Linked DNA regions of Mus musculus: regions 1, 2, 3 and 5 are each linked to region 4. A link is a loop called in an ENCODE intact Hi-C map of the cell type or tissue named here. Cell type or tissue: heart. All regions are shown on one strand.

Region 1 (5,000 bases), 110 kb after region 4:
GGTCAGTGTTACTCCCTGAGGCATTCCAAGGTGGGAAAGATGAGGTGGAGAACTCATGGGGGACAACACGTGGGGAGGTTGGAGATGGCCACTCAGGCCATTCAGACAGTGCTTGATGCTTTAGGTAATCCATCTACCTCAGTATATTGTGCTCATAAGGAAAAGAAAGATATACACACAAAGAGAAGTCAGTAGGGCGTGTTTGTGCACCTCTCTAATCCCAGAACTTAAGAAGCAGAGGCAAATGGATATCTGTGAGTTCAGTGGGGCCAGTTCGGTCTATGAAGTGAGTTATAGGTCTGCCAGGGCTATATAGAGAGACCCTATATCAAAACCACACAACTAGGGGCTGGTGAGATGGCTCAGCAGGTAAGACTGCTCTTCCAAAGGTCCTGAGTTCAAATCCCAACCACATGGTGGCTCACAACCATCCATAACGAGATCTGACTACCTCTTCTGGTGTGTCTGAAGACAGCTACAGTGTACTTACATATAAAAAATAAATAAATAAAACCACACAACTAACACACACACACATCACAACACAACACAACACAACACAGTAAGACCAGCAGTAAAAGAAAATGGCTGAGAGCAAAGCTCAGGTGTGGAATCTGGCCTGACTTGTGCCAAGCCCTGGGTTCAAGTCCCAGCCAAAGTGTGTGGATGGCATGGGGAGTGGGGTGGGTGAGCGTGGGACTAGGGAGTGAGGATCAGGAGTCCACGTCCAGCCTCAGCACACAGTGAGTTTCAGGCCAGCTGGGGGGACAAGAAACCCTATCTTAAAAAAAAAATACTTATGGAAAAAAAAAATAGAAGGAGAAAGAAGATTAAGAAAACCAAAGAGTGAAACTGAGAAAACAGGTCAGACAATAGAGTGTTCACCTCGGAGGCATACAGGCCATAGCTCCATCTCTAGCTGTGTTTGTGCTCAATATCCCAGGGCTGGAGGCAGGGGAATTCTGGGGCTTTCTGGTCAGCCAGTCTGGCCTACTTGGTGTTGCAGACCAGAGAAAATTATTGTCTTTCAAAAAAGAAGGTAGATAATTCCTGAGGGTCAACACATGGGGTTCTCTTCTGACCTCCATATCTATACACACACACACACACATGCACACATGTACGCAATGTCAGGGTGGGGATGCATCTAAGGAAAAACAGGCTGAAAAATTACGGGTGTGGCTGTATCTATAAAATAACATGAAATTAGAGTTCCCTTGGAAATGACTGATAAGGCTCAAGTCCCTCATAATGTAAACCCTGGTGTTTTTCTCCCTTCCCTGGTACAAACTCCTGTTAAAACATAAGGGGTGGGGCTGAAGAGGTGGCTCAGTGGTTAAGCGCACTGACTGCTCTTCCAGAGGTCCTGAGTTCAAGTCCCAAGTGCTGAAAGTGATGGCTCACAACCATCTGTAATGAGATCTGACACCCTCTTCTGGCGTGTCTAAAGACAGCTACAGTGTACTTACATATAATAATAAATAAATCTTTGGGATGGGGTGAACAGGGCTGGATGGAGCGAGCAGAGGTCCTGAGTTCAATTCCCAACAACCACACGATGGCTCACAACTATCTGCACAGCTACAGTGTACTCATATACATAAAATAAATAAATCTTTGAAAAAAAAAAAAAGACTGAAAATCAGGGGTGGTGAGATGACTCAGGAGATAAAAGACAGTGGCCACCAAGCCTGGCACCCTTAGTTCAGTCACAGGGAGCTACATCATAGAAAAACTGACTTCTCCGTGTTGTCCTCTGACTACACACACACACACACACCCTTTGACACTCACAAAACAAATTAAAAAAGAAAGAAAGAAAGAAAGAAATTAAATTAAAAGGCTGGAAAGATGGCTCAGCTGGTAAGATCACTTTCTCACTGTCTTGCTCTTCCAGAGGACCTGGGTTTAATTCCCAGAATTCACATGGCAGCTCACAACTTCTGTACCTTCGCTTTCCTGAGATCCAAAGCCCTCTTCTGACTTCTCAGAGCACCAGGCATACAAGTAGTACACAGACAGACATGGAGGCAAGACAAAATATATTTTTTTCCTTTAATAAAGTGAGAGTTAATCCAGACACTTGGTAGGTAAGAGTCCGAGGCCAGCCTAGTCTATGGAGAGAGTTCCAGGACAGCCAAGGCTACACAGAAAAAAACCTGTCTGGAAAAACAAACAAAAAGAAAAAAAGGAAAAAAACGAGAAGAAAAGAAAGAAAGAAAATGTGCCAATTTGCAAGTCATTCCACAAAACAAAATTCTTTTTTGCCCAAAAATAGGCCAGAGCAGTCAGCTGATATTTTGTCTCTTCTAAACCAGCAGAGGTGGCAGGCTTTGTTTCAAAGCAAGGATTTGTAGAGGTCTCTTTGGCCTCCAATCTCAGCTCAATCAAATGACCCTAAAACGTCACTAGGCAGCTAACCACAGGAGAAAGGGGAGGTGGCCTTTAGACCGTGAAGTCTCACTCATCAGCAATTTCCTGAAACCATACGTTTCTGTACAAACACTTCCATCTCCAGGAATCACCCTGCATCAGGAAGGGGCAGGAAAAGGCACTTTGAATTAAGACACAAATAAAAATTAAGAGGTTCAGAAACAATATAAATTTCTCAAGGGAAGAAGCGGGAGAAAGAAATGTGTTTTAAAAAAAAGAAAAAGAAAAACGCGAACGCATCAACAAATTCGAGAAGGAGGCACCCACCGTTGGTGCGTCTTTCTCACGAACCTACCCGCGCTGAAGCCCAGTAAGAACGATAGGAGCAGCAGCCACAGTCGCACGAGACAGATCCGCCGCGAGAGCTCCATGATGAAAACCCCGCCGCAACATCAGCAACAGGCAGGAGCCAAAGGCCATCGCGTGACGGCTTGCGCGGGGACTGGGCGGAGTCAGGGGCGGAGCCTAAGTGGGCCCTGACACTCCTAAGGATTCCGCGCTCCCTCTGCCGGTCGGACCCACCCAGGACCTCCTACAAAGGGCTCTCGAGGGAGGTGCTACAAAGGAGGCAGTTAATATGTCATCTGACCTTGGTTACTAAGTAGGGAAGAATTGAGAAAACTACAACTGGATAACCACCATCCCCTCAGCCCGGCCCGTGTTTGTCTTCTCCGACAAAAGGCTTATGTTTTATCTTTTAAGACTTGTTTTTATTATTTTATGTGCATATGTGTGTATGAATGTATATGCCACATGTGTGGGTTTATGCAGAAGGAGTGGGTTTCTCTGGAGCTAGGGTTACAGGGCTTTTTGAGTGGCCGGTGCAGATGCTGGGAACTGAATTTGAGTCCTCTGGAAAACCAACAAGTGCTCTTAAATTACTGAGCCATCTCCATAGTCTCAGGCCTAGAATTTTAAAAAATTGCATCTGAAAAGATGAAGTCAGATTAAAGCACGAACCAGCAGGTCTTTTAAGACTAGAGCTGGGCAGTGGTGGCGCACACCTTTAATTTCAGCTCTTGGGAGGCAAAGTCAGGTGGATTTCTGAGTTCCAAGCCAGCCTGGTTTACAGAGTGAGTTCAAGGACAGCCAGGGCTACACAGAGAAACCCTGTCTCAAAAAAAAAAAAAAAAAAAAAAAAAAAAAAAAACAGAAAGAAAGAAAGAAAAAGAGAGAGAGAGAGAGAGAGAGAGAGAGAGAGAGAGAGAAAGAAAGAAAGAAAGAAAGAAAGAAAAGAAGAGAGAAAGAAAGAGTCTAGATTCTATTTTCAGAAACCCATTACTTTGAAGTGGTGGCTCAGGGGTTAAGGGCATTGTTGCTCTTCCAAAGGACCCAAGTTTGGTTCCCAAGACCCACATGGTGGCGTACAGATTCAGAACTCCACATCTCATGATCCAGGGGATCTGGCACTTCCTCAAGCATACATATGATGCATATATAAGCCTGCAGGCAAAACGCTCACATAGATAAAGTGAATCGAAAATATTATTATCAAATCACATGTGTCATTAATATACTAGTAATTCATAAAAAATTACTATATAGATCCTATAACTTTTGGTTATGTATTTTAAACACAGCAAAAAAAAAGTGGACTTTTTCTCTCTTGATAGCATGGTCAACATCACTGTGTGTGATATACTATCTTCAAAGCAGTTATTTAAAAGAAGGTATCAAGGGCTTGTGGAGAGGAATTTGAAGAAAACATGGACTGCAGAGGTGTGTGTGTATGATATGTCTGTCTGAAGATAAATTTTTATTTTACGGAATATTTTAGGGGTACTGAGTCACCTCACAGAGCCAAGCAACAGCAAGAGCTACCTGGAAGTGACTTTTGTCTCTGCAAACTTTGTTTTAAGATAACAAACTCACAAAAGAAAGCAAGAACAAAGAATGTGTCCCTGACTCAGGTTTTTATCCTCCCCCATGCCTCCTATGCATCAGCAGAAATGTTTTTCTTTGCAACCTGTAGATTTTATAGCTTCTAGAAAGTGTAGTGCGTATCCTGTGTCCTACGTTGCCACTGAGGGCAGGGCTGCAGAGAAGTGGGAGTCTGCTGTCTACTTTTCTCCTGCTCCAACATGAGTGGGGCCAAATGCCTGAAAAATCTAGCCTTTTTTTTGGTTTTGTTTTTGTTTTTTGTTTTTTGTTTTTTTTTTCAAGACTGGGTTTCTCTATATAGCCCTGGCTGTCCTGGAACTCACTCTGTAGACCAGGCTGGCCTCGAACTCAGAAATCCGCCTGCCTCTGCCTGCCGAGTGCTGGGATTAAAGGCATGCGCCACCACGCCCAGCTTTCCATGTTCTTTATGATCAGAGCCAAACACACTTAACCACCAGAGGCTGTACTATGTGCCTTGTTCTCAGAAGCCTGCAGCTAAAGAATTTCCATGAGGTTTTTCTCTAACCTGGGCTGCAGAGCAAGACCTCCATCTCAAGAGAAAGAATGAATACATGAATAGATAAAAATAAAGTATTGTAGTTTGATATTAGTGGTAGACTATGAGCCACAGAGTGTTTTGCAGCAAAAAAGTTCAAATTTTCTATGTTTGGATTTTTTCATAATAA
Region 2 (5,000 bases), 130 kb after region 4:
TCCGAATGGTTGTGAGCCACCATGTGGTTGCTGGGATTTGAAATCAGGACCTTTGGAAGAGCAGTCAGTGCTCTCAACTGCTGAGCCATTTCTCCAGCCCCTTATACTATATTCTTAATAGCCATCATGGCTTTCTGTACCTGCTCAAAAAACACTGGATTGATAAGATCCAAGCAGAAGCAGGAAAATTAGACTGAAAAGGAGAATAAGAAAAATACTTGGACACAGACTTCAGAAATTTAAAAAACCCTTAGAAAGACCTAGGAAAACCAGTGAGACACAGATTGAGGAATTTAGGAAAGAACTTGCCACTCTGCCAGTCACATGATGAAACTGAAAGGGGCTGGCTCAAGCTTATTAGAAAACCAACCTCAGCCTGGCATGGTGGCGCACGCCTTTAATTCCAGCACTCTCGAGGCAGAGGCAGGAGGATTTCTGAGTTCGAGGCCAGCCTGGTCTACAAAGTGAGTTCCAGGACAGCCAGGGCTACACAGAGAAACCCTGTCTTGAAAAAACAAAACAAAACAACAACAAACAACAACAACAACAACAAAGATTTAGAAAGGCAGCTTGAATTTGATGATCACATTTTGATGCTATGTCATTTAGCAGCTTTTTAATGCTTGAGATGAGGTTGAAGAACCAAGAAAGGTGTGAGTCTTTTCCTTAAAATACACAAGGCCCCAAAGCAGCCTTCCCTGATTTTTGCAAAGATTGACTTCAGTTGTAAAGAGAAGTCAGAAAAATATTAATTGAATCCTTGGCTTTTGAAAACGCTAGTTCAGAATGCAAAAGGATGATTAGGCACCATCAGCACCAATAGAATAGATTAGAGATATTGGATCTCACATTTATGATGCTAATCTGATAGTAAATTCTAAAAGTCTTAAGAAAAAAAATCAAACTGTCAGATGTCTTAACTGTGGTAAGCAAGGGCATTTGGAAAGGGATTATAGGGTAGGTGTTCCTAGAATCTGTTTTGTTTATTCCTAGAAATAATCCAGAAGGCCTCAGCCCTCTGCAATATGCATAAGGTGGGGCAAAGACCAGCATTAGACTAATGAATTCAGATTAACAACACCCTAAGAGGCCTCCTGCAGGTGCAGATATCCAATTGAAACCAGCCTTTCCTGTCAGGGTCAGAGAAACTCAGCCCCAGAGCAATGAAAAGACTTAAAGTCTGTTGTTGACACTTCTCAGGTCCAGTGAGGTGCATGGAGTCACAAGCAGACACAGGGTTGTTTGTGTTTCTTGTGATCCGACACAAGAAGACCACCATCTTCACTGATGCCAAGGAGTCAAGCACGGTGTGGGAGCTCAAGCGCATCATTGAGGGCATCATGAAGAGGCCTCCTGAGGAGCAGCTGCTGTTCAAGGACAACCAGCTCCTTGATGAGATGAAAACTCTGAGGGAATGTGGCTTCACTTTTCAGGTAGCAAGGCCAGAGACCCCAGCCACAGTGGGCCTGGCCTTCAGAACAGGAGATGTCTTTGAAGGCCTGGAGATCCACCCCTAATCTTTTCCTCCACCTCTTCCAGACGTGAGGAAGGATTCTGGAAACAGTGCTAAGGAACAAGATGTGCAGTGAGGGCCCCACAGCCAATTCCTAGAGACCTAGAGACCCATTCTCTAGTTGAAAATAAATAAATAAATTGGCTGTCTTTTAAAATAAATATTAAATAACCCTAAAAGCACAAATACTGCTCTCGCGTCATACTGTATTCTACCTCTCGACTGGAGGTGGCCAGCAGCCAGCAGCCAGCAGCAGCCATCCCTGAGGAGAAAGGAACAAAGCTAGAACAGGGCGTCCGTAGGGGATGATTCCCTCTGGGATGATAGGGCCTGCTACAGGCAGGACTGGTCGGGAACAGCAGGCTCTGGAGTGAATGGTGTGGTTCCTGAGTGTCTTCTCTGGGTACCTAGGCACCACCTGGAGTGTCTGAAGACAACTACAGTGTAACTTATATATAATAAATAAATCTTTTAAAGAAAATCTTCCTATTTATTTAGCTTTCTGACTCTCTGGACCGTCAACACTTTCAGAATACTGTTCTGCCTCAAGATGAGGAAAGCACTTGATCTGGTCAGGGACAGAGGACACACTGAACTCCCTGAGGCCCCCAAGGACGTGTGTGTGTGAGTTTTAAACAGTCTTATGAGAACTTTAAGTCTCGCATCACGAGAATGTCTCATTTTCTGCTTGGACACGCACCACAATTTGGTGCTTTCCTGACCTTTTTGGTAGAAAAGTAAAAACCTATTACAGGGGTTCGAGTCAGGCTTGCTGCTTATTAATTTTATAGATTTTTGGTTTGTTTCTGTTTAATTACACGAACCGATATCGTAGCAGCTATCCTGACAGTCAACTTGCATGTATGTTCAGCCCTGAGAAAGAATGGGGAGCTCGCGAGGGGAGCCTTACAGACCTACTTGCGCCCCCAGGCGGCGCACGCTAGCTGCTGCTGGGGGCGGGCCGCCGGACCACGCCGCTGCGAAAGCCCTTGGAACCTCTCGGCTTCCGTCGAGCATGAGCAAGATGGCAGCCTCCGAGACGGTTAGGCTACGGCTTCAATTTGACTACCCGCCGCCGGCCACTCCACACTGCACGGTCTTCTGGCTTCTGGTGGACCTGAACAGATGTCGAGTTGTCACGGATCTCATCAGTCTCATCCGCCAGCGCTTCGGCTTCAGTTCCGGGGCGCTCCTGGGCCTCTATCTGGAAGGGGGGCTGCTGCCCCCTGCCGAGAGCGCGCGCCTGGTGAGAGACAACGACAGCCTCAGGTGCGCGGGAGCGCGCGGGGGTGGGGGTGGGGGCGCGCGGCTCGGGGTGCGGGTGCGGGTGGGGGGCGCTTGCTGGACCGCAGGATGCAGGATCCGGGTAGCGAGCTAGCCAGCTGCGGAAAGGCAGGTTCGCGAGATCCTGAGTGGTCCAGCCCAGGATGGAGCATCCTTCCCCGGGTTCCCCGGGACGCTTCTCATTTCAGGGGGACTAAACTTGGAGCAGCTCCGGTGCTCAAGAGCAGGGCCAGTACTCACTCTGCCAGGCTCTGTGTGCAGTGTGCATGGCGCAAATATGCCACAGACCCGCCTTCTCTGGGCTGCACTTGCAGGCAGGAAGCAGAGATGTTTTCTGAGTAATGTATGGAATGGCCCACCTTAGCGCCTTGGCAGTGTCCACTTCTGGTGGATTTCTGTGTCTCATTCAGGTGTCATTGGGTCCCATCCAATTGGTATCGGAATGCGTTTCACGTGTCACACAGAAGGCTGTGTGTTTCAGTAGCTTGACTGCTTGCATCTCAAAGCCCTAGATTTGATTCCCAGCTGGCTAACCAGGAATCCCTGCACTGAGGAGGTGAAGACAGACAGGAGGATCAGGAGTTCAAAGTATCCTTGGCTACATAGGTCAGCCTGGCATATGTGAGAGCTGTTTAAAAAAGAAAAAAGGTAAAATCAGGCTGGGCGTGGTGGCGCTCGCCTTTACTCTCAGTAGTCGGGAGGCAGAGGCAGGTGGATTTCTGAGTTTGAGGTCAGCCTAGTCTGCAGAGTGAGTTCCAGGACAGCCAGGGCTACACAGAGAAACCCTGTCTTGGAAAACAAAAGAAACAAATGTGAGACAGAGAGAGAGAGAGAGAGAGAGAGAGAGAGAGGCCCGAGTGGAGGTGGCGTACACCTTGTATCCTAACTCTCAGAAGGCAGAGGCAGGCAGATCTCTGAATTTGAAGCCACCCTCGTGAGGGCTGGGTAGAGAAACCTGTCTCAAAACAACAAGAAGGAGAATTTAATCGTTGTCACTGAAGTGAGTATCCAGGAGCGACTACAGTGTGACTAGTTGGCAGGTGGCTTAGTTGTCTCAGATGGCGGGCTGATGCGATTGGTCATACCAGTTGGCATACATACTGATATAGTCTATGGTCCCACCACTTCCAACCACACCTCTAAGCTTCCGCTGCGGTGAGTTAAATTTGGAATTATAGGCCTGGCGTGGTGGTGCACGCCTTTAATCCCAGCACTTGGGAGGCAGAGGCAGGTGGATTTCTGAGTTCGAGGCCAGCCTGGTCTACAAAGTGAGTTCCAGGACAGCCAGGGCTATACAGAGAAACCATGTCTCGAAAAACCAAAAAAAAAAAAAAAAAAAAAACCCAAAAAAATGGAATTATAAAGCAGGCTATTTCTTGCTTGCCTTTGTTTAGTGTTGCTTTCTGTCGAGAGTGCCACATTTGCAAAATTTCTTCAGAACATCAGGGAAATTAATTAGAAACACTGACCATATCTTTGCATCAGGAATACTTAAGTCAGGAATACTATGATTTGTTAATCATTCTGCTTCAGGTGGCAACTTGAAATAGTCCAAATTTCAAACCTCTCCTCCTCTCTTCTCTCCTCTCTTCCCCTCCCCTTCTCTCCCTTCCCTTCCCCTCTTCTTCCACCTTCTCCAACTCCTCCCCTTTCTCTCGCTCCCTTTCTTTTTTGAGGCAAGTTCTCTTAGTGTAGACGAGGAGGCTGGCCTTGAGCTTTGGAGGTCTGCCTGCTGCTGACTCCAGGCAGCCAAGCCTCTTTTCCCCTCTTACTGACAGAAGTAAGCTCATTCCCCAGTGCCCTTTAAAGGCTATTTAAACAAGAGAGAGGGCTGTGTCCCCCACCTGTTAAATTCACTCCCTGAAAGGTACCCTGCCTAATGACTTAATAGCTTGCTGCTGGCTACAGTTACTACTTAAATTAATGAATCACCCATGAATTACACTCTTGTAATGATGTAAAAAACAACGGTGAAACAACGGTTACAAGCAGTAATTGCAGCAGATGACAGGGAGGTTTCTCCTAAATGCCTCAACTGGACAATTGGGCCTGGAAAGACATTACCTCTGTGGGCCTGAGAATGTCACTCAGTAAGTGAATGAGTGCCTTCCTGGCTAGGATGCCTGAGGCCCTGGGCTCAGTCCAGGGAGATAGAGAGCTGGGTTGCAGCTAGCCCTGGTGGTAAATGGTGTAGACCATAGGA
Region 3 (5,000 bases), 60 kb after region 4:
CTTTTTATTTCTTTTTTTTTTTTTAAGATTTATTTATTTATTTTATGTATGTGAGTGCACTGTAGCTATACAGGTGGTTGTGAGCTTTCATGTGGTTATTGGGAATTTGAATTTTAGGACCTCTGCTTGCTCCGGTCAACTCCGCTCCCTGTAGCTGACTTCAGACACACCAGAAGAGGGCGTCAGATCTCATTATGGGTGGTTGTGAGCCACCATGTGGTTTCCGGGATTTGAACTCAGGACCTTCGGAAGAGCAGTCAGTGCTCTTACCCGCTGAGCCATCTCGCCAGTCCAAGACTACTTTTTCAAAAGGTACCATAACCTCGCAGAATCTGCTCAAACCTCATGTCTTACCCCCTGTTCTCCATTCTTTCCAGAATCAGGAGCTAGCTGCCTGGGCATGAATGAACATAGCCATTCCAGAACCCAGAGTAGGAGGAAGGACAGATAATTAAGAATTGAGAGGCCTTAGGGCATGGGTGGCTCATGCCTTTGCTCCCAGCACCCAGGAGGCAGAGGCAGGAGAAAAAAAAAAATAACAAGGGCCTTTAAAATGGCTCAGTGGAAAAAGCAATTGCCACATAGACCTGAGGATCTGAATTTGATCCTAGGAATCTACGTGGTGGAAGAGGAGAACCAATTATTGCAAGTTGTCCTCTGATCTACATGTGCAGGCTATATGACACATGCACACACAGGTATCACCCCTACACTGATGGTAAATTAAATTAAAAAATAAAAACATTAATCCCAGTACTCGGGAGGCAGAGGCAAGCGGATTTCTGAGTTCGAGGCCAGCCTGGTCTACAAAGTGAGTTCCAGAACAGCCAGGGCTATACAGAGAAACCCTGTCTCAAAAAACCAAAATAAATAAATAAATAAATAAATAAATACAGAAAGAAAGAGAACCTGAGTTTTGGGGCCAAGTGGCCTATTCATGTCTCACCGTAGGCCTGTTTATTAAGGGCTCCTCCTCAGCTCAGCTTCAAGCCTACACACACAGTAGCCCCCAGAGAACTATAGCTGTCTTCTCCTTGAGATGGCCACCCCACTGGAGTGTTATACTTCCTCTTGCTTCCTACCCCACATCACCAGGAGGCAGAAGCCAGCACTGAGGCTCTGTTTTCTAGGAGGAATGCCCTCATCGACACCACAGCAGTGGGAAACTAGAAAAACTGGGTCGAGGTGTCCACAGCAGATTTAGGAAAGGGCCAGGAAACAGCGGCTTCAAGCCAGGAAGGATGCTGCATGCCTGGGTCCTCAGGAGTTCAAGGTCATCACTGGCTTCATAGTTGTAGACAGGATCTCTCTCTTTTTTTTTTTTTTTTGGTTTTTTTCGAGACAGGATCTCTTATGTGTGCTGTGTAGAAGCATCGGCAGTCAATGAAAAGCTAATGGTGCCTATTAGCTGAAGCAGGAAATAGAAGGTGGGACATCCGGCAGAGAGAGAGAGAGAGGGAGAGAGAGAGAGAGAAAGAGAGAGAAAGAGAGAGCGCTCAGTGGTAGAACATTTACCAGTATACACTAGACCCTGAGTTTGATCCTCAACATAATAAACAAACAAATAAGAAAGCACTTTAAAAATATTTTATTTGTTATTATAATTCAAACACTTCAATATCATGTTTGTGCTTCTTTTCAACCCACTCCCTCCATTAAAAATATTTTTTAAAAACTTACCGGGGCTGGTGAGATGGCTCAGTGGGTAAGAGCAAAGGTCCGAAGTTCAAATCCCAGCAACCTCATGGTGGCTCGCAACCACCCGTAATGAGATCTAATGCCCTCTTCTGGTGCTGTCTGAAGACAGCTACAGCGTACTTACATATAATAAATAAATAAATAAATAAATAAATAAATAAATAAATAAATAAATTACCTACATGTGTATGTTTGTGTTTGGGTGTGTGCATGCGAATGAAAGTGTTTACGGAGGCAAGACGAGGGCATCGGATTCTCTAGAGCTGGAGGAGCAACTGGAGATGTAAGCTACCCAGTGTGTTAGAACTCAGGTCCCCTAGAAGAACAGTGTTTGCTCTTAACTACTGAGCCACCTCTCCAGCTCCTATCTCTGTTTGCTTGGCACTCCCTGCGTGTTCATATATATGTGTGTGGGTGTTCATGTGGTTGTACTGTAGGTACACACATAATGACGCTAAGAAAATGACATCAGGTGTTATTCCTCAGGATCACCTGTCACCTTGGTTTTTCTGGTTTTAGCTATTTATATGGACTCTCTTCCTCCTTCCCTCCCTCCCTCCCTCCCCCTCTCCCACCCTCTCTCTCTCCATGTATGGGTGTACATACATGTATGTGTGTACCTGTGGGTGCCAGAAGAGGGCAGCAGATCCCCTTAAGCCTAAGGCACATACAAGCCAGTGGAAACTGAATGAACTCTGGTTCCATGAAAGACTCTTAACTTTAAGTGCTCTTAACTTTGGAGCAATCTCTCTGTCCCAAACCTAGTTTTCTGATACAGGGTTTCACATTGGTCCAGAGTGCACTAAGTAGGGTAGGTTGGCTGGCCAGCAAGTCCCAGGGAGCTGTCTGCCATTACCTCTCCTGCATTGAGACTGTAACACGTGCAGTCAGGTCTGGCTTTTTTAAAAATGGTTCTGGGATTGGACTCAGGTCTTCATGCTTGAATGGCCAGCATTTTACTGACTAAGCTGTCCCACCAGCTCTCTCTTAGCTCCACTTCAGTGCAAGGAAGTGGCTCAGACCTGACTTTTGTTTCTTTCTTTTCCTCCCCCACACAGAACACCTCTGGGAACTGTAGCTTGTTAGCTGCTATACTTCCTCATCCTGTACCCTGGTTTTTCCATGAAGCCCCAGTGTGGGATTTTGGGTTGGTTTGGGTGTCCTTCAGACACACTGTTGTGAAAAGGACATCAGATCTCATTACGGATGGTTGTGAGCCACCATGTTGTTGCTGGGAATTGAACTCAGGACCTCTGGAAGAGCAGTCAGTGCTCTTAACTGCTGAGCCATCTCTCCAGCCCTTTGGTTTTTCAAGACAATTTTTCTCCATGTATCCCTGGCTGGCCTGGAACTCCCTCTGTAGACCTGAAACTCACAGAGATCCCCCTGCCTCTGCCTCCCACGTGCTGGAATTAAAGGCATGTACCACCCACCACCCTGCCCGGGTGGGATTTTTTAGTCCATGCATTTTCTCCACAGAAGTGTGGGTCTCTTGCTCCAGTACTCTTCCTCAAGACCTCTGTGGCCATGGGGTTAGCACAGCCCAGTGCTGCTCAGGGGCAAACAGTGGTTCAGTGCCTTTGTCTGGACTGGCCTTTCCCCCCCTTTCCTCCTCTCCAGAGGTTACTAGTTTCAAAGGTCTCATCCCAGAGCCCTGTTTGCCCATCTGTGGTTTTCTCCCCTTCAGGAGCAAGAAGGATTTGTCCCCAAAGGCTGCAGAAGGCAGCAGCACCAATTCCAGGAGAGCAATTACCTTGAAGAGCCTTCGCCGGCAAACATTCTTTCTCTCCCAAGTTGGAAAATCCTCACCTTGTGCCAAGTCGTCCAGAGGGCACTTGAGTCTTAGCCAGCTGAACCGCTCCAACCCTTAAAGGGAAAGTGAGCCAGGAAAAAAGGCAGCTCCCAGGGGCTACGGCAACAGGCAGGTGGTGTTTAAAGAAAGAACGCAAGGTGACAAATTAACCTGGTAGAACAAAATGGGATGTCATGCTGCAGGGGCTTTAGACAGAGCTATTAAACCGAAGTGACATTCGTGACTTTTCTGCCCCCAAAGAGTATAGACGTTGGGGTTGGGGATTTAGCTCAGTGGTAGAGCGCTTGCCTAGCAAGCACAAGGCCCTGGGTTCGGTCCTCAGCTCTGGAAAAAAAAAAAAAAGAGTATGGACGTCATCGCCCTATTAGAGACGATTGCTCTAGAAGGGAACTCTCCAACCTGAAAAGGAATTAGAACTTCAGGCGTTTCCTTAGCCTACACACAGGTGAATGTAGCCAAAGCTTCTTATACAGTGGTGGAATGCTGGCACTGCTGGGCATGCGTCCTCCCAGTCATGCTGGCTCTGGGAAGAGCTGTGCAATCCCCCTCCACCCGCTATGGTTGTATGTGCTTGTATATGTGGGTGCACCTGCACTTGTATTTGTATGGAGTGGGGGTTATGCACCTGCACTTGTGTGCATGTGGAGACCTCAGCTTAACATTGGGTATCTTTGTTGATTGCGTCCTGCCTTATTTAAATTTTTTTTTGAGAGGTGTGTGTGTGTGTGTGTGCGCGTGCGTGCGTGCGTGTGTGTGTGTGTGCGTGTGTGCGTGTGTGTGTGTGTGTGTGTGTGTGTGTGTGCCACAGCATGCAGGTGAAGGGCAGCGGACACTCTGTTTCCACCGTGCAGGTTCTGGGGATTGAACTTGGGTCATCCGTCTCGGTGGTAGATGCCTTTACTGACCACTGAGCTGCGTCGCTGACTCTTTACCTACCTCAGTGTGAGCAGGATCTCTCAAGGAACCCAGAGCTCACAGATTCAGCTAAAGTGACTGTTGTATCAAGTCCTAGGAATGTTCCAGTCTCCATCACCCTAGTAACAGAATTACAGACACGTGCTGACCTGCTTGATTTCCATCACTATCATTCTTAATAGCGTTCTCACGCGCCCGGCCAGGAAAGACGCAACAAACCAGAATCTTCTGCGGCAAAACTTTATTGCTTACATCTTTTGGAGCCAGGAGGGCAAGCGCCCAGCGCCCAGCCCCAAAAACGAAAGCCCCTTCAATAATAAAACCGAAACCCCTTCCCTATTTAGGAGAGTTATATTTCGCCTAGGACGCATCACTCCCTGATTGGCTGCAGCCCATGGCCGAGCTGACGTTCACGGGAAAGGCAGAGTACAAGTAGTCATAAAATACCCTTGGCACATGCGCAGATTATTTGTTTACCACTTAGAACACAGGATGTCAGCGCCATCTTGTGACGGCGAATGTGGGGGCGGCTCCCAACATCTCCCCCTTTCCTTTTAATAAGAGCAAATAGGCC
Region 4 (5,000 bases):
CCCCAAAATGAACGGCATGACAGGAGCGTAGACAGAGGAGGTCATTCCAGAAAGCCCTTGCAGCTGTGAAGACGGACATCCTTCACTAATATCCAAAGGCAGAGAAGCAAGATGGCTATGAGCAGTGGCCAGGGATCGGGTGCTTTGTAGACACCCTGTGGAAGGTAGAAACCTTTCATGATGCTACCTGTGGCTTCGGATTCAAGCAGGATCTCCAGCGTCTTCATTCTCAACCTACCCATTCTTCACTACTCCAGTGACTACATAACTCAACGTAGTGCAGCTGAGGAATGGGAGCCTGGCAGCCGACCTACTACCAGGCGACCAGTCCATGGGGAAGACGCAACTGAGTCAGGAAGGCGGTGTCCCATGCTACCCTTTCAGAGTAACAGCCCAGGAAACCTGACGCCTGCCCTATGATCCGGCAATTCCACAAAAGCAAAAATAACTGTGCCTAGGCAAAGGCGCCTAAGAACCCCCACCAAGGTTATCGTTTGAAACAAAGTTAGGATGAGCCTTTTTCAGAGCAATGGCTGGTAAATACACTTGTACAGTCGGCACGCCGAGGATGTACCAGTGTCACAGATATTGTGCACTGACAGAAAACACTGTAGTGAAGAAACCGAAAGCCATATGGGGAGACTTGACTTGGACTAAGCCCTCGGCTGGGGGAAAAGGGCAGTTTCTGCAAATTGATTTCGCATAGTCAAATATGAACGCTTAAATCACTAGAGTGGTCTTTTAGTAGATTCTATCTATAATCAGAGAGCTGCCTTACAGTTGTAGTTTTCCAACTTGGATCTACATAGATCACCAAGGAAGCATTTTCTTAAGATTCACCTCTGTTTTGCCAGAATATATGTAGTATACGTGCCCTCAGAGGTCAGGAGGCATCAGATCCCTTGGAACTGGACTTCTGGCTGGTTGAGTCACCTGTGGGTGCCAGGAATCAAACTCAGGCCTCAGACAAGAGCAGCAAGTGTCCCTAACCACTGAGCCACCTCGCCAGCCCCCTCACCGAGGAAGATTATTTTGTTTTACTGGCAACCCAGGCTGGCCTTGAACTTTAAGTTCTCTTGCTTCAGCCTCTCAAATACAGTGATTGGCACTGGGTTATGAGCGTGAGTCACCACCCAGATGCTGAGGAAGCTTTCCTGAGCCCAAGGCCAACGTGGCCCTCAAACCAATTAAATCAGAACCCAAGGGGCAAGATTTAACACCAGGCGTGGCTTGTTTTAAACCCAGGTATTCAGCCAGGTTTGAGAACCTCTCATCTGCAGCATCCTATACACAGCAACAGAATCAGTGAGACTCACTGGGTCTGTGCTCAGTGCCATCCACAGAAAAGAACAAAAGCAACTTGAGACCGTTAAGGAGTAAGTCCGCATGCCTGGAACAGGGCAGGAACCCACAGCCTAGAGTCGGGAAAGCACTGCCCAGCAGGCAAAAGATTACAGGAAGTGGCCATAAATTTCTGTCTGACTCCTTACTAACTTGAAAATCCCTTCCCCAGCAAGACTCAAATTTGTGATTCCTAGAGAACTATAGAAGTCCTCTGGACTCAGGGGGGAAAAAAAAGAGTTGGTAGAATGGGATACATAAAAACAAAAACACAAACAACCCACAATCTCTCCAACAGAGAGCAGCTATCCCTTCTAATATGCTAGGGCCACGACCACAGTCATGTGTGTGATGGATAGCTTGGTACCTAAAACAAAAATGGCTTCCAGTTCAGCTGTGAGCAATTCTGCCCTTTGAAACTAAACCAACGCCCACAGTCCCACCCTCTACCTCAGTTACAGATCACCCCACTCTATCTCCCCAAACCCCTGAAGCATCCCAACAGCATGCTCTCTAGTCTGCTTTAGTCCAGTACCTGGCCAATCCGCAATGTCCCGAGGCCCAGGCCCACCAAGCCAATGGCCTCCTCCCACCACTTCACCAGCTGTCCCACCCAAAGCTCAGACACAACCCTGAGAAGAACCAGCAGTCCTGCCACTCTGAGCATATATCCCGGCTTATCACCACCACTGTCTACCTAAGCCTCCCTGTTAATTTGTTCCCCAGAGACTGGGACTCCAAGTCTCACCCCTACTCAGTGCAAATCAGTCTGTTGTAGAGGCTTCGTCAGTTGAAGAAGGAAACAGTGGTAGTGACATTTCCCAGACAGACTTCCTGTCTTGTGCCAATCAGCCTCCTAGGGGGTGATGAACACTGCTAACCTGGGACCAGCCAACACAAGGAACCTAGAAGAGACTCAGTGCCCACTGCTCCACAGCCCAATCTGAGCTGGGTCTAAAGACCCACTACTGAGGCGGCTCAGGACAAAGCCCCTCTTTCCAGGACTGTTTCCAGACAAAGCCAAGGTCTGAGTGAGGGAGTTCCCCAACAGCCCTGTAGAGGGCAGGATTTGTTTGTCCCCTGCTTCCAAGACAATGGGTGAGATTAGAGGCAGCAGCTATTCTCTCCCCAGAGGGCAGCCCCGGACCAGCAGCTACAGGGAACACAAAGGATTTGAATGCAATGCACCAGGCCTAGGAGTGTCATCATCTTAAGGGATCCGGTGCCAAGGGGCACCCACGGGGGCTCTCCGAGGCACCTGATGCCTCTCCACCCCACTCTACTTCCTACCATCCAGGAAACAAATAGCCCACTTCTTCCTCACCCCAGGCAGTCTCATGTCAGCAACCCCACCCCAGACTTAAATGGTCTGACAGGTCAGTAGAGGTGGGAAATGATGCACCAACCTGCTGTGTCCGAACCTGCACACACACACACACATACATACATACACACACCCTTCATCCTCACAAGGGCTTCCCACTACCTTTGCTCCCCGGCAAAGCTAGCTAGTTGCTCTTTGTCCTAAACACTTGGTTTTTAAACTTGAACTTCCCAAGTTGTGAGTGGACCGAACACTACAGGTCCCAAAGGCCCCAGCACTCTATACCCACATGCTAACCAGAAACTCTTCCGAGACCAGTTTCTGGTCCCCAGAAGCAGGCTGCCTGCAATCGGGGAAAACCCCACACAAGGATACTTCGGAGCCCTGCCCCAGGCTGGTGAGGAGGACACTCAGCTATTTTGAATCTGCTGGAATTAAACTCCTGCCTGCGTATTTTTAGCAGGTCCGTTTGCCCAGGAATAGATGCACACTGGCTGGCAGCCAAGCGGTCACACAGAGCAGAAAGCAGGCACGTGCTACATCAGGCAGCCCTTTGCATGCATCTGTTCACTCCAGGTTCTAGAAGGATCCCTTCTCTTTCTACAAGTACCTGTGGCTTCTCAGAAGGCCCTCTGGAGAAGTAATGGCCTCAACTCCCCAACCAGCTGACAAACCTGTAACCCAAGTCTAGAGCCTTCTAAACAAGAAAATAATCCCCGGGATGGCACAAAACAGTGTTGGTCCTAGTGACTAAATCAGTTTTGGCTGCAGTTACTGGGAAAAAGGGCTGCATGTAATTGACAGGAAAGTCAATCATAAAAACAACAGCTTAGAGGCCAAGAGCCCAAGTCCACTCTAGGCTTGGCCCTGATAGGGGGAGGATGTGTTCTGGACAGCTGTTCACACACCCTCTCTGTCAGAACTAGAACATTCCCCCATTATCCCAGGTATGACCACTGGGGGAGTGTGTGCCCCAGCCACTCCACCTCCAGAGCAAAGCACAGCTCGCTCTTGATAAATGTGCCTTCCCTTCAAGGGTCTTCCCCTGGGCAGGCGATCAGAGCCAAGCCCAGCAGTCCTGCAGGCTCTCCTGTACTTCTGTGTGGAGAACAGATGCAGCCTTGCTGGCCTCCATAGGAAGTTCCTTGGCGTGTGAGTTAAGGAAAGAAGAACATACAATTGTGGTTCCCTGCCTGGCAGCGAGAGAAAGAGCCTCTAGTTTCTGTCCACAGCGGTTTCTGAGCTCTCAGCTCTGCTGCTCCTAAGGAGCAGATGATCTACCAGAAGACTATCTCGGAGACACTCTCACTCTCTCTCTCTCTCTCTCTCTCTCTCTCTCTCTCTCTCTCTCTCTCTCTCTCTCTCTCTCTCTCTCTCTCTCTCACACACACACACACACACACACACACCTACACAAGTCTCGGTGGAGCCCAGAAAAACTTTTTCAAAGATCTGGATTAGGACTGGATAGATGAGCCGGGCGTGGTGGCACACGCCTTTAATCCCAGCACTCGGGAGGCAGAGGCAGGTGAATTTCTGAGTTCGAGGCCAGCCTGGTCTACAGAGTGAGTTCCAGGACAGCCAGGGCTGCACAGAGAAACCCTGTCTGGAAAAACCAAAAAAAAAAAAAAAAAAAAAAAAAAAAAAAAAAGGACTGGAGAGATGGCTCAGTAGTGAAGGGTACTTCTGCTCTTCCAGAGGACATGGGTTCATTTCCCAGGACACATAAGGAAGTGTATAGCCATCAGTTCCAGGAGATGACCCCCCCCCTTTCTGGCCTGCCTAGGTACCAGGCACACATGCAGTGCTCATACATATATATTCAGGCAAAAGCTCATCTCATACACATAAAATAAAAATAAGCTAATCTTTAAGGCAAGGATTTCTATAGGCTGCTACAGATACAGGGGAGAGGTGACCTTTTTATGGTTCTGATGTTTTTAAGGGTAGGAGAGGGGAGCAAAGTCCCTGGGCAGAGCCTGAAGGTGTCCTAGGAGCTGACCTAAAGAACTGGCGAGAAGGCCTGGCAGTCTCGTCAAGTGGGGCAGATCACCAGAGGTAACGGCTGACTGCGGCGATCCCCATGTGATTTCTGGCCAACACTGGCAGTCAGGCACTTAGCCATAGGAGGTTACTGAGCACTGAAGTATGACAAATGCGACTGAAAAACCTCAATGTCTAGTCTTATGTAAAGTCAGTTTAAATATCCACACGCTGGTGGCGACAGCTTGGGTGACAGCAAGTACTAGAAGGTTTCCCCAGAAAATCCCAGGACATGAGAGGTCCTGCCTAGCACCAACCTTGCTGGCAGAGTGCAGTTCTGGGGGTGATGGTG
Region 5 (5,000 bases), 90 kb after region 4:
GAGAAGCAGAGCACACCCTTAAATGAATCAAGTGAGCAGGCCCATGAAGGTTTACCACAACCTTTCAGCTTTGGGGGAGGGGTACTCAAAAGGTATCAGAATTCAAGATTGTGTATTGGGCTGGAGTGGAGACAGAGGCAGGTGGATCTCTGTGAGTTTTAGGTCATCCTGGTCTACACAGGTTAGGGGGCTGGGGCTGTAGCTCAATTGATAAGAGTAGACAAGAAGCTACAGGCCATTTGAGATTCTGCCTCAAGACGGAAGGAGCACATGACATAAGCTCAGCTGGCAGTGCTTGCTTTGCATGTGTGAGGATTTGATTCGCCACCGCCACCGCTGCCGCCACCACCGCCGCCACCACCACCACCACCACCACCACCACCACCGCCACCACCGCCGCCACCGCCGCCACCGCCGCCGCCGCCGCCGCCGCCACCACCGCCACCACCACCACCACCACCACCACACACACAACACACAATTTTTCAAAAGAAATCCCTGGGGCATCAGAGAGGCCCCACTCTGGGTGTGCCTATGGACAACCATCGACCAGGGTCTCAGACTGAATAGAAAGGGGAAAGGAATGTCCAGTGAGGGCCATCATTCCTCTCTCTGCTCCCCGCTCCACCCAGACACAAGCAAGCAGCCTCCCATCCCTGCTGCCACAGACCACACCCTCTCAAACTATAAGCCAAACAAATCCTTCTGCCCTTCAGTGGCTGTCAGCTCACAGCAATAGTAAGTAATACACTCTCTCCGGAGACCTGAGAAGTCAGCAGGGCTGTTTCCCAGGGAGACTGCAGAGGGCAGGACCCAGGCTACTTACCATACTATACAGGTAAGGTCCCCAGGACAGCACTGAATCTAAAGAAAACCAGATGGATACAAATTAGCTATGTCTTTCCAAAAGACTACCCCACAATGGCTTCCCTTCTAAGCACAAAGGGGCAGGAGCAAGAAACCCAGTGACTTTGAGGGGAAACACTCCAGAGAACCCTAGTGTCCAAGCAGGAATGGCTGACATCTCAGGGGTTGGAAGATGTTCTTCCTGCCAATTCTAATGTCCAGTGGCACGTTGACCTGATTCGATTCTGCCTAGCAGGGCGTCCTGGGCAGAGATCCACCTGACACACCACAGAGCCATCCGGTGAGGCTTGATTGTCTCTGCAGCCTTCTAGGTTCCTGACAGCATCAAAAATTTCCCCACCCTCACTGCCTCTGCAATCTATTTGCTCCTCCAGGGCGGAGGCACTTGCGTCTTCCACCATACATGCTGTAGAAAAACTAACATGACTCTAACTCCTGTGCCTGAGGCTACCCACCAATCAGCTCATTTGTACTCTGCAAACTCTATACACTGGGAAACTACAAAAGGTGCTAAGAGAAACAAACAGCTCCAAGGGATTTGTAAGACAGCCAGGCGTAGCAGTGCAGGCCTTTAATCCCAGTACCTCGGAGGCAGAGGAAGGTGGGTCTGAGTCTGAGGCCACCCTGGTCTATAGAGTGAATTCCAGGATGGCCAAGGCCACACAGAAAAACAGTTAAAAAAAAAAAAGGCACACACAAAGAAAGGGGGGCAGGGAGAGGGGATTACCTTCTGGGAACACAGTAAGCTGTGAACTGCTGGGACAAGTCTACAGCTACTGGTACCACATATCCACTAGATACAAGCTACTGAAGTGTGCCAACAAAGTATCAAGGACCTATCAAGTGTCACTCTGCTGCTTAGAACCCTCCAACAAGGAGCCCCAGGAGCCATTTAGTCCCCAAAAGAATGTCTGAAGACATTTCTTGTTGTCACATTGAGTGATCCTACTGGCATCTCATGACCAGAGGATGGGGACGCTACAGACAAATATCCAAACATGGGGGTTGGTGAGATGACTCAGCAGGTAAGACTGCTTGCCTCACAAGCATGGGGATTGGAATTCAAATTCCCAAACCCACATACAAAGTCTGGCTTGGTTGCATGTGCCTACAATCCCAGCACTGTAAGGGGCAGAGACAGGAACTGTTGGGCTTACTGGCTACCAACATAGTTCCAGGTTTAGGGAGACACCCTATCTTAAGAAATAATGTGGCTGGGCGGTGGTGGCCCACGCCTTTAATCCTAGCACTTTCGAGGCAGAGGCAGGCGGATTTCTGAGTTCAAGGCCAGCCTGGTCTACAGAGTGAGTTCCAGGACAGCCAGAGCTACACAGAGAAACCCTGTCTGGGGGTGGGGGGGAGGAGAAAAAGAAAAAAGTAATAATGTTGCTGGGGCTGGAGAAATGGCTCAGTGATTAGGAGCACTGACTGCTCTTCCGAAGGCCCTGAGTTCAGTTCCCAGCAACCATACAGTGGCTCACAACCACAGCAATGGGATCTGATGCCCCCTTCTGGTGTGTCTGAGGACAGTAATGGTGTACTCACATAAATAAATTTTAAAGAAATCCTTAAATAATAATAATAATAATAATAGTAATAGTAATGTTGTAAGAACTGGAGACATGGCTCGGTAGCTCTTCCAGAGGTCCTGAGTTTAATTCCCAGCAACAATATAATGGCTCACAACCATATATAATGTGATCTGATGCCCTCTTCTGGCATGCAGGTATACATGTAGATAGAACACTTATATACATAAAATAAATAAATAAATCTTTAAAAAGAAAGTAAGTAAGTTGGGTTGGAGAGACAGCTTAGTGGTTAAGAGCACTGGCTGTTCTTCCAGAGGTCCTGAGTTCAAATCCCAACAACCACATATCATAACCATCTATAATGAGATCTGGTGCCCTCTTCTGGCCTGCAGGCATACATGCAGGCAAAATGATGTATACATAATAAATCTTAAAATAAAATAATGTGGGGGCCTGGGGGAATGGTAGCTCAGTAATTAAAAGTTACTTGCTGTTTTTCCAAAGGACCAAGTTTGATTCCCAGCACCCAGATCAGGTGTTCACAACCGCCCGAAACAGAGGACTGAGGCCTTCTTCTGGCCCCAAAGGACATTGTGTGTATGTACATGGTACATAGACATACATGTAGTCAAACACCCAAATATATGAAATGAAAATAAATAAAATCTCAAAAGAATTTCTTTAGAGGCATAAGGTAGATAAAGTGATAGAGGGAGATGTTCTCTTCTGGCTTATGCATGCATGCATGCATGCATGGGCACATGTACCACTTGCACACATGTAATAATACATTTCATGCATCCATCAGGCACGTTTTGCTCCACTGTCCCCAACATATACATGACAAAACCTTTTTAAGTCCTTAGTACTCAGAACAGTTCCCAATAAAACCTACACAACTCTAAATGGCTGTGGTTGCTGCGGTTGAGGGAACCCAAGAGAGTTAACCTGGCCAAGGTGATCAGATCAGTGATGCTTGAAGCCACACCCTGATTATGAGCAAGATAGACTGCTCCTGTCTGTGTTCCCAAAGCATTACAAAAATGCAGACCTCAGAGCTGCAAGGCCTGGTGCCAACCTTGCCTTACAACCACCACCACCACCACCACCACCACCACCACCACTAGCAGCAGCAGCAGCAGCAGCAGCAGCAGGAGGCACAGATGGGAAGCTCACTGCAGATGCTCTTCCAGTATCAGGACACTGCGGAGTCGGGGAGCTGGTGACACCCTGTGCTGACTCATACAGAACTGGGGCTCCTCTTTATGAGGCTACTCGCACTGTGTGGGGTGTATTTCATCATCCACAGGAGTGTCCGGAGCATCTCCTGTGGCAAACTTGGATTCCTTTGCTAGGAAAATCCCTTCAGAGGACTCAGCCTGATGGCAGAGGCTGTGGCAAAGATGTTTCATCCCCCATGTCTCTTGGATGCTCTTGGGGTAAATGGATGCTTTCTGTGACAGCTTCTTCAAGAATCCAGAAACTTCTGCTGGCCTCCTTTTTTTTTTAAAGACTTATTTATTTTATATATGCCAGTACACTGTAGCTGTATCGAATACTGAAAGAGGGCATCAGATCCCATTTAAGATGGTTGTGAGCCACCATGTGGTTGCTGGGAATTGAACTCAGGACCTCTGTTAGAGCAATCTTAACCACTGAACCATCTCTCTAGCCCTGTTCTCCTCTTTTATCTGAATATTATAGCCCTGAGGGATGGCTGTTTCTCTCTGGCTTGACATGATCAACACCACAGAGCATAGTGACTGTGGTGATTTATAGGAGACCTTGAAATGTTGTCAAGGCAACAAAATAAACTGAACTATTCAGCAGATAGCTAGGTCCATGATAATAGAGCAATCAAAGGCGGAAAGGAGACCATAAGACCTTGGCAAGATACTTCCTTTAGATTCCAAGCCCACTACACCCTGCCCCACTATACATAATCTTAGAAATATTAAAATATAAGAGGTTAGAGATTGCCTGGGAGCCCAGCAGGATGGTTCAAACTCTTAGATCCCACAAAAATATAGAAAAAAAAAATCAACTCCACCTAGTTGTCCCCTGACCTCTACATATGAACCATGACTCTCTCTCCTCCCTCCGCCCCTCTCTCTCTGTCATCACTAACATCAACACTCATTTTTAAATATTGCCTGGGCTGGAGTGTGGTGGGGCACCCCTCTAATCCCAGCACTTCAGAGGCAGCAGGATCTCTTGTGAGTCCAGCCTGGTCTACATAAGTTGCAGGATAGCCAGGGCTATGTTGAGAGACCCTCTCACAAAAAAAAAAAAAAAAAAAAAAAAAAAAAATTTTAAATTGGTAAACATGGGCCGGGCGTGGTGGTACACGCCTTTAATCCCAGCACTCGGGAGGCAGAGGCAGGTAGATTTCTGAGTTCGAGGCCAACCTGGTCTACAAAGTAAGTTCCAGGGCAGCCAGGGCTATACAGAGAAACCCTGTCTTGAAAAACCAAAAAAAAAAAAAAAACCCCCAAATCAGTAAACATGGGACTTTTCAGTGCCCAGGTTTACAAGAGTCACCCAGGCTCTTATAAGTAGTACTCACATACACCCTGGCCCAGCAAGCAGGACCTGGATGGC

Evidence for each region. Peaks named below come from ENCODE experiments on the same cell type or tissue, not always from the same donor. Only the 100,000 strongest peaks of a DNase experiment are listed, where the experiment ranks them.
Region 1: a loop joins it to region 4, with 7 times the contacts of the local background. A loop is called at or near these places in 15 of 42 quality-filtered maps.
Region 2: it touches region 4 in a loop (11-fold over the local background); 4 of 42 quality-filtered maps call a loop at or near these places.
Region 3: it touches region 4 in a loop (5-fold over the local background); 7 of 42 quality-filtered maps call a loop at or near these places.
Region 5: a loop joins it to region 4, with 2.9 times the contacts of the local background. A loop is called at or near these places in 5 of 42 quality-filtered maps.

The regions. Positions count from the first base shown.
Region 1 is chr11:88,952,566-88,957,565 of GRCm38, forward strand. It overlaps Scpep1 (serine carboxypeptidase 1), which reads right to left and starts at 2,877. Exons shown (of 13, transcript NM_029023.3): 1 at 2,729-2,877. The coding sequence starts at 2,804. In heart, a CTCF peak has its summit at 2,942 (motif pointing left); a DNase peak (open chromatin) is centred at 2,886; H3K4me3 peaks cover 1,416 bases; H3K27ac peaks cover 1,529 bases.
Region 2 is chr11:88,971,421-88,976,420 of GRCm38, forward strand. Coil (coilin) reads left to right here and starts at 2,515. Exons shown (of 7, transcript NM_016706.2): 1 at 2,515-2,782. The coding sequence starts at 2,529. It also overlaps the pseudogene 2210409E12Rik. In heart, CTCF peaks have their summits at 2,436 and 2,643; a DNase peak (open chromatin) is centred at 2,511; H3K4me3 peaks cover 1,382 bases; H3K27ac peaks cover 1,053 bases.
Region 3 is chr11:88,906,357-88,911,356 of GRCm38, forward strand. Scpep1os (serine carboxypeptidase 1, opposite strand) reads left to right here. Exons shown (of 5, transcript NR_045955.1): 2 at 118-312. Among named protein-coding and RNA genes, the nearest start is that of Scpep1os, 2.9 kb to the left of the region's middle. In heart, a CTCF peak has its summit at 2,339 (motif pointing right); DNase peaks (open chromatin) are centred at 2,365, 3,195 and 3,505.
Region 4 is chr11:88,846,386-88,851,385 of GRCm38, forward strand. The region is part of intron 1 of Akap1 (A kinase (PRKA) anchor protein 1); the gene reads right to left. Among named protein-coding and RNA genes, the nearest start is that of 4930556N13Rik, 2.7 kb to the right of the region's middle. In heart, CTCF peaks have their summits at 2,398 (motif pointing right) and 3,626; DNase peaks (open chromatin) are centred at 2,456, 3,146, 3,579 and 4,746; H3K27ac peaks cover 3,247 bases.
Region 5 is chr11:88,936,188-88,941,187 of GRCm38, forward strand. It overlaps Scpep1 (serine carboxypeptidase 1), which reads right to left. Exons shown (of 13, transcript NM_029023.3): 7 at 827-864. Among named protein-coding and RNA genes, the nearest start is that of Scpep1, 17 kb to the right of the region's middle. In heart, a CTCF peak has its summit at 2,781 (motif pointing left); no DNase peak of the experiment used is centred here.